Linked DNA regions of Homo sapiens: region 1 is linked to region 2. Evidence: chromatin contacts called from ENCODE Hi-C or POLR2A ChIA-PET data. All regions are on one chromosome and are shown on one strand. Each heading gives the region's core, a stretch centred on a gene start or an enhancer-like site at or near the end of the contact. The rest is flanking DNA. Distances are from core to core; before and after follow the strand shown.

Evidence for each region. A loop is a pair of places that touch in the nucleus more often than their neighbours do. ChIA-PET counts read pairs that join two places held with the same protein, here RNA polymerase II (POLR2A). Pooled maps may share reads with other maps.
Region 1: a loop to region 2 is called in a map of CD14-positive monocyte, with 3 times the contacts of the local background. The contact joins two enhancer-like sites. A Hi-C loop is called at or near these places in 17 of 168 maps with a recorded cell type or tissue (CD14-positive monocyte, CD4-positive, alpha-beta memory T cell, GM12878 and 11 more), 13 of 37 single-sample maps with no recorded cell type and 26 of 50 pooled maps. POLR2A ChIA-PET finds 5 or more read pairs at or near these places in 9 of 52 experiments (Caco-2, GM12878, HepG2 and 5 more).

What each region holds. Positions count from the first base shown.
Region 1 is chr6:11,411,826-11,415,786 of GRCh38, forward strand. No RefSeq gene overlaps it. Among named protein-coding and RNA genes, the nearest start is that of TMEM170B, 120 kb to the right of the region's middle. Within about 2 kb of position 2,071, at least 3 of the 41 ENCODE cell types and tissues checked have a DNase peak (open chromatin) inside an H3K27ac peak, as active enhancers do; they include CD14-positive monocyte, where a contact is called at or near this core.
Region 2 is chr6:11,364,034-11,368,276 of GRCh38, forward strand. It overlaps a transcript of NEDD9 not described here. Among named protein-coding and RNA genes, the nearest start is that of NEDD9, 130 kb to the left of the region's middle. RefSeq lists a silencer at 1,083-1,377. Within about 2 kb of position 1,776, at least 18 of the 41 ENCODE cell types and tissues checked have a DNase peak (open chromatin) inside an H3K27ac peak, as active enhancers do; they include CD14-positive monocyte, where a contact is called at or near this core.

The DNA of each region.
Region 1 (3,961 bases), core at 821-3,320, 48 kb after region 2:
GGTCTGATCCTCTTGAACAAAAACACCTCCATTTTTCCTTTTTATTACATAATAAAATAAAATGAGCAGTCTCCCAGCGCCATCCCAGAAGTACTCCTCCACTGAATGCTCTTTTTTTGTTGGCTTCTATCTACACATTTGCCTTCCTGTGAACCCTTTGCCCTACTTTTGTAACCTAAAGACATTAATAGAAACTTAAGTTCTTTCCACCATTCATTTTGTTTTTTGGTTGTCCCCATTTTTAACTCATGAGGTCACTCTGTGTTTCATCAGATTTCCTACACTGCAGCCTTCTGCTATTTTTCTACTAGAACAGCCGAGGACTAACACTTTATATGGCATTGCAAGGGAAGAAGGATTAAGCCATTGGTAGTTGCAGAGATCTGACTTGGTGATAAGAGATCTGCCAGTGATTAGAGACCCCACCTAGTTGGTCTTAAAATGGAATTAGTCCAGATGGTGCCAATGGGAATTAAGGGACTGCATGGTCCCAGAGCAAACACAATACCTGTCTTTTGGATGCTCTTAATCTCAGGGGCAAAGGAGGGAAATGGGGCTTTCAGAGGCTGAGCCACACATTCCCCCGTGATTATAGTGGTAAATACTTGTGATTTAAAGTGACTGTTTATCAGATACTAGAAATGTCTTTTAAATCCTTAAAGGAGTATAAAGGTCTGTTTGAGAGTCACGTGTTATGGAAATTAACAGGAGTTTTAAAGTCATTTATACATATTTCTGAGACTGCATCTACAAAGGTTTTCAATAATCTTCATTAAATATATATCTTTGGGACGAAACACAAGATTCATCTAGAAAACATGACTTGCGGATAAATATGTTTTCTTTGTGTACCTTTTTTGCTTACAGAACCTCTTCTATGTATAGCTGGACAAATTTCAGGCGCTATATGCAAATAGGCATACCAAGAGTGCTTACTTCTTTGTTTCCAGTTTCCTAGAATTTGGCATCAGAGTTAAAGTAGATTCTTGGTAAATGTACTGTTTTTAGGTACTAGGAAAATCAGAGGCTGTCTGTACTCACAAGGTTTTTCCCCTTAAATTTGTCCTTATCAACTTGTCTGATGACAGGAGGGGCATGGTGGCTCATGCCTGTAATCCCAGCATTTTGGGAGGCTGAAAAGGGAGGATTACTTGAGTCCAGGAGTTTGAGAACAGCCTGGGCATCATAGCAAGACTCTATTCTACCAAAAAATAATTTTTAAAAATTGTCTGATAACAGATCAATGTCCAGTCTTCAGCTTTAAGCTCAAATCTTTGGTGAAATGCACATAATCTGACTGAAATATTTTTTTGTATTGTTATTCATTATACTTTAATGTAAATGAACATTCTCAGAGACTTTGACAAGGAGTGGAGAGGAAAGCTCAGGGGACTGAGTTGCTGTGGGTGATAATGAGGAAAGCATCTCTGAGAGTGAAAATGAATACATCCTGACAGCTTAGTTCAACAGTTATTCATGGGGTGGCCTTGCTCTCGTTCATGAAACTAGTGCATTTCCTTCAAAGGGGAGGAGCTTCCAAACTTTAACATGCTATGTGTGCAAATAGGAATGGAATATATAGTGTCATGGAATCTAAGTCCAGCTGCCATTTTTGGAGGCTCCCTCTTGTGGGCATGCACCCATCTATGTCAATGTGGGCAAATCAAACTTGCCGCCATTAAGAAGTCTTAGACGCGTGCATATAATGCACGTTCTTCATGGTCAACTTTCTTACTGCTGGATGACAGAATTGACTTTTGAGGCTGAATGATGCCAAAATTTCTTGTCACATTACAGAGTTTGCATGTAGTTTTCCTTTCTTTCGATATCTTTGGTTTTGGTGTCAGGTAATACTGGTCTTATAGAAGAAAGCCTCTCATCTTTTATTTTTTGGAAAAGTTTACGAAGGGTTGGCATTCTTCTTTAAATGTTTGGTAGAATTCACCAGTGAAGCCACTTGCACCTGGGCTTTTCATTGTGAAAAGTTTTTGTTGTTGTTGTTAATTTTTATTACTATATGTGTAAGGAAAAAGAAAGATTAGTGGTTGCCTAGTGACCTCTAGGTAGTGACTAATTGCCTAGTGATTTCTAGGAGAAGCTCAGGGTTTCTTTTTGGGGTGATGAACATATTCTATAATTAGATTGTGGTAAGGTTGTGTAATTATGTGAATATACTAAAAATCACTGAATTGTTCACTTTAAATGAGCGAACTAGTATGTGAATTATATTTTTGTGAAGTCATTTAAAAAACAGGTATTGATTCTTTTCATCCTCTCTACTGCTTCTCTTGTTTCTATATTATTAATTTCTGCTTTCTTAAAACTTCTTTAGATTGCTCTTTCTTAAACTTAATTATATTTACTTTATTAATTAATTTAATTAAAATTACATGTTTACCTTTAAGAAGCACTTACAGCTAACATTTTTATAGGTAGTACTTTTATTCTGTTGTAAATATTTTTTAATTCTGTCATAAATGTCTATGTCCCTAAAATCATAGGCTTAAAATACGTAGGTATTTGAATATTTTGCAACATTTACTGTGATTTCCCTTTTTGTCCTCATGAGTTACCTAAGAAGACATGTCAAAAGTTTTCCAGATATGTTTGTGTTTCCTATCTCTTAGTGAATTTCAATTTTTGTTACCATGTGTACTTATCTTTACTCTTACTAATGCATTATGTCTGAAATTCTATTTTGTCTAATACTGATATTGTTACACAAAATTTCTTTGCTTATGTTAAAATAAAAACTTTAGACTAATTAAATTTGGCAGACTTTATTTGAGCAAAGAAAGATTCATGAATCAGGAAGCATTCAAGCCAGAAGGGGTTCAGAGAGCTCTGCCTAGCAATGCAAGCAGCAAGCTTTTACAGGCTGAACACAGAAGCAAAGTAGAGAAATCACCTGATTGGTTACAGGTAAACTTCAACTTTATTTGAACCTGGTGTGATGTGGCACTTTCCTGTTTGGGCATGGCATAATGAGTTGGCTGCCTGTGATTGGCTGAAACTCAGCTATTTGTTGAACTCCTAAATTAAGTTTCAGTTTGTTTACGCACTAAGTTAGGTTGCAGTTTGTTATGTAGGAATTCAAAGAATCAACACAGCCTCAGGCTAATGGCCTTCTACTTATTTAACAATTATTAATTGCAAGTTTTCACTTTTCCCATTACTTTCAATCTTTCTGTCTGATTGTGCTGGAGATTTTTAGTGTTTCTTATAGACATCAACTAGCTAGCTTACAAAGCTCTATCTGTTAGTTTCTGTCATTTATCAGATGCATTTAATTCATTTTCACTGTCATAATCACTGATATATTTGCATTTATTTCTACTACCCTATTTTCCTTTTACTATCCATTTTTATTGGATTTAAAAAATGTATTTCCATGCCTTCTTTTGGATAAAGCTGTTTTTTAATAATATCCTTCATGAATATTACCCCCCACTGTTGGCTTGGAAGCATTTCTATCATTTTAAGGTATTTCAATTACCATCTCTAATCTTCAACTATAATATTTTTCCTAACATCTAAATTTATTGAGAAAATTCCTGAATGTTACAAAACCCCTGGGTATATTTAACTACCTATTAAATAACTACCTCCTAGAGATTTTAAAGATTTCCCAAAATTGCTAAACTAGCTTTTAAAATTGTCAACATTAAATTAATAAACCGACAATTTGTTAATATTGTGTTTACCACTCTTTCTTGTATCCTATGTGCCTTCCCTCTGGGTCGACTTTTCTTTTTGCTTAAATATATCCTTTAATATTTGTGCTCATGAGCATCAATTAATGGTAAACTCTCTAGGCTCTTTAAGAGTCTAAAGGTCTAAAGTTGCCTTTGTCTTTTTTTTTTTTTTTTTTTTTTGAGATGGAGTCTCACTCTGTTGCCCAGGCTGGAGTGCACTGCTGTGGTCTCGGTTCACTGCAACCTCTGCCTCCCAAGTTCAAGCG
Region 2 (4,243 bases), core at 526-3,025:
GCTGGTCCGTGATATGAGTGGCTCACTGTGACTTAACTGTGTGTGCAAACAACATGGTTTATGCTGAACACCTGCTTTCCTTCTGGGAGTCTGGAATTTGTGTACATGCCAGACAGAGGGTGTCTAAGTGACCAGCTCCAAATCAAAACTCTGGCACTAAGTATCTACTGAGCTTCCCTAGTAGACAACATTTCATACCTGTCATAACTCGTTGCTGGAGGAGTTAAGTATGTCCTGTGTGACTCCCCTAGGAGAGGACTCTTGGTAGCTCATGTCTGGTTTCTTCTGTTGCTTTCCCCTTTGCTGATTCTGATTTGTCTTTGAGGTAATAGAACTTAGCTGTGGGCATGTCTCTATGATGAATCCTGTGGGTCCTCCTAATGAGTCATTGAACCTGGGGGTGGCCTTGGGAATTCCCCCCAAAGGTGTGTGACATTATAATTATCTCCATTTTAAGGTGAGGAAGCTGATTCATGGAGAGGTTAAGTAACTATACCAAGGCCACACAGCAGGTACATGGCACAACTAGGATTTGAACCCAGGCAAGCTGACTCCACAGCTTTTGCTTGTAACCCTTAAGGAGGCTCCAAAGTTCCCTCATTAAGTGGTTGTGAATCAAAGCAGGTGTGTTCACTCAGTACATATTAAGTGCTCAATAAAACATAGTTACTCTACTGTATTAGGATGTAATCTCCCGTCCCTTCTACCTACTAACTAGAAATCTATCATGCATTTTTCGCCATCCCACTAACAAGCAGAAAGTCCCTGAGGCTGAAATATCTTTGAAGAAGAGGGAGAGAAATAGAATGGATGTCATGCTATTTTTTTAAACAATAATAACTATTATGGTACAGTTCCTTTATAAGCCAAATGGAGCCTCTGCATTTCCTCTCCTCTTTCCTTACCTGATCCCTGGCCTCTCTCACCCTGGCACCGGGGTAAGAGCGGTGAGGGTCAGTGTAGCAGGCTGGGCATTCAGAAAAACTGACTGGAGCAAGAGTTGGAGGTGGGTGGGCAGATTTAGGGGAGCTCTTCTCATGATGGCGACTATGTTTTCTGCCACTCACCCCCCAGATGGGAACACGCTGTCTGACAAACAGAGTACTTAATGTTCTGTTTGTTGAAATCATTTCTCAATCACCCTCACCCCTCCCTACCTTTCAAGTGTTCTAGTTAATGCAGAAACATCCCGTTTCTTTCCATTGAGGAAACCAAGTGACCCCAACATTCCATAGACCTATTCTTGTCCTACTTTCAAAAAAAAACAGCTCTTCCTGCTGACCGCCTGCCTATAATAAGTCATAGCTTAGTTAGTAGATCTGAATGTCCTAGTTAGAGATAAGTTGGCTGAAGCACAGTACATCTACGTGTAGAATTTGGAGGAAAGGACTGAAGAAAGATACCGTGATTTAAAAACCTCATCTTCACCCTACACTCCTTGAAATAAGTAGAGAAGCAAAGCTTCTTATGTATAGTAAGAAATATAGATTAAAAGGTGAATAGCAGAAGAGTGGTGGCTTGGAGTTACATTAATTGAAATCAACAAGACCAAATCCTTCCCTGCAAGCACATTTTGATGAGGTAAAACTGGAAGGAGTCCATGGATATTCAGTACTTAAAAAAAAGGCTTGATCATAACAAATGCCAAGAAAAAGAAGAAAGAAAATAAAATGGGGCCGGGCGCAGTGGCTCACGCCTGTAATCCCAGCACTTTGGGAGGCCGAGGTGGGCGGATCACTTTGAGCTCAGGAATTCAAGACTAGCCTGGCCAACATGGTGAAACCCTGTCTCTACTAAAAATACAAAAATTAGGTGGATGTGATGGCATGCATCTGTAGACCCAACTACTCGGGGGGCTGAGGCTGGAGAATCACTTGAGCCCAGGAGGCAGAGGTTGCCGTGAGCCGAGATTGTGCTACTGCACTCCAGCCTGAGTGACAGAGCAAGAGACACAGTCAAAAAAAGAAAGAGGCTGGGCGTGGTGGCTCACACCTGTAATCCCAGCACTTTGGGAGGCCAAGGTGGGCAGATCATGAGGTCAGGAGTTTGAGACCAGCCTGACCAACAAGGTGAAACCCAGTCTCTATTAAAACTACAAAAAGTAACCGGGTGTGGTGGCATGTGCCTGTAACCCCAGCTACTCAGCAGGCTGAAGCAGGAGAATCACTTGAACCTGGGAGGCAGAGGTTGCAGTGAGCCGAGATTGTGCGTGGGTGACAGAGTGAGAGTCTGAGAAAGAAGGAAGGAAGGAAGGAAGGAAGGAAAGAAAGAAAGAAAGAGAAAGAAAGAAAGGAGAAAGACAGAGAGAAAGAAAGAAAGAAATGAAGAAAGAAAGAAAGGGGGAGCAAGACAGAGAGAGAGAGAAATAAAAGAAGAAAGAAAAAAGAAAAAGAAAGGAAGAAAGAAAGAAAAAAGAAAGAAAGAGAGAAAGGAAAAGAAAGAAGAAAGAAAAGGGATTTAGGATGAAAAACTGGTAGTACCAAAGGGTCACTTCATACTTACAGTAGATTTTCTCATGGGATAGCCATTAGAGGTTGGCACTTTAAAAGCAATGTATGAGAGGTGGAAACCAAAACAGAAACTGCCTATCTTGAAGTAAGATGCATTTTAGTCTGATGAAAACCAGCGTCTTCACACCAACAACGTGTGCTGAAAGGATGCACAGCAAGGAGTTGCCTCGTCATTGAATGAGCTCTAAGCAAATGACTTAGGGGACCCAGGCTTCAGTCCTAGCTGTGTCATCTGATCAGTTGCCCAACTTCATGTGAGTTACGTCATCTTTCCCACCGTGATCTCCTCAGTTTCACTATCTGTAGAGTGGGAGATACAATAAACATGCCCCAGGACCACTGTGAAAGTGAAATAATATGAGTCAATGTGCTGTGTTAATTGTAAAATAATATCTAAATCTTGGCTGTTAATATTTTGATCCAATGTTGTTACCTAGCACCAAGATTGAAGAGATAAATCAAACATTAAAAAGAAAACCTAGATTAGTTTTTGCTGTACTGAACATTAAGAAAGGAGGGTTACCTCGAGAGGAGAACCGTATAAAGCTCAATTAAAATGGAAAGGGCACTGCAGTGGACTCTATGATTGGTCAAAATATTAGGCTTTCTTCATTAATCCTTCCTCCTTGGTTTGTCTGGTTAAAATCACACACAGTGGTCTGAAAGTGCAGTGGGCATCAATTAAGATTTAGGTCAGAGCCTCTGAGGTAGCCAGTGATTTAGTTTCTGGGATTAAGGAAGACAAAAGCTTACCGATGGCTGGATGAGAATAACATTCCTTTCTATTGTGATCATCCTACATCAAGGAAATGTTTGAAATTTAGGGAGTCTGTTAAAGTTATTATATGGCCGAGCTTTTGAAAAACACAGCAGCACAAATGTGTTTTATCAGTCTTTACTGTTGGTAAGAATCCTGGAGAAAGGAAATTTGATCAGTCTCCCAATGCAGTTTACTCCAAAATGGATCACTAGTCTAGAGGACCAACTGCATCTATCAGAGTCAGATCTATCTGCCAAGACTCCCCACTTCCCTCACCATCATTCACACATCCTGTGCTTTCTTTGCAAATGATACAGACTGTCATTAGGTTTAGAGTAAGCTGCAATTAGCAAGTCTCTCAACTTCTCTTACAAGGAACTTATTTTTAGTGGAAAGTTTTGTAATGGTTCCTGTCTAATGTTTAACTCTTCCCTGGAGACCAAACTCCCTAGCTCAATCATTGACAGCAGGATTCCAGGAGTGAATGGCATCCCTTTGAACCAACTAGTGACTGTAATTGCTTAAACCTAGCTACTAGCCATTTCGGCACCTTCTACACAGCACCCCTTGCAAATAAGTCCGGCAGAGCTATGGAATTTTGGCCTTTTTGTCTGAACTCTCGGGATTGTATGAGACTGGACCTTGGTTCTTAAAAGGGCTCTTCAGTGTGGTCAGGGCTGGTGATCAAAAGCATCAGTCTCAGCACCTAGTCACATGTGTTTTTCGTGTTTTCGTGGATGAGGCTGGTTCTGTGCTTGCCAAGGTCAAGCAACTCAATTACCCAGGGCCTGCTTGGAAGCTACTGTGCGCAGTCTGGCCCTCAGTGGCTTCTCCCCTTGCCCTTGGGCCCTGATGGCTGTTTGCAAGCTGGGAAGAAGACACCAGGGCTGGGGGGTACCCAGAAACCCAAACAGATGGAGAAAAGTTTCAAAAAGGCAAAACAATGAAGATTTGCTTAATTTACAGATAAAAT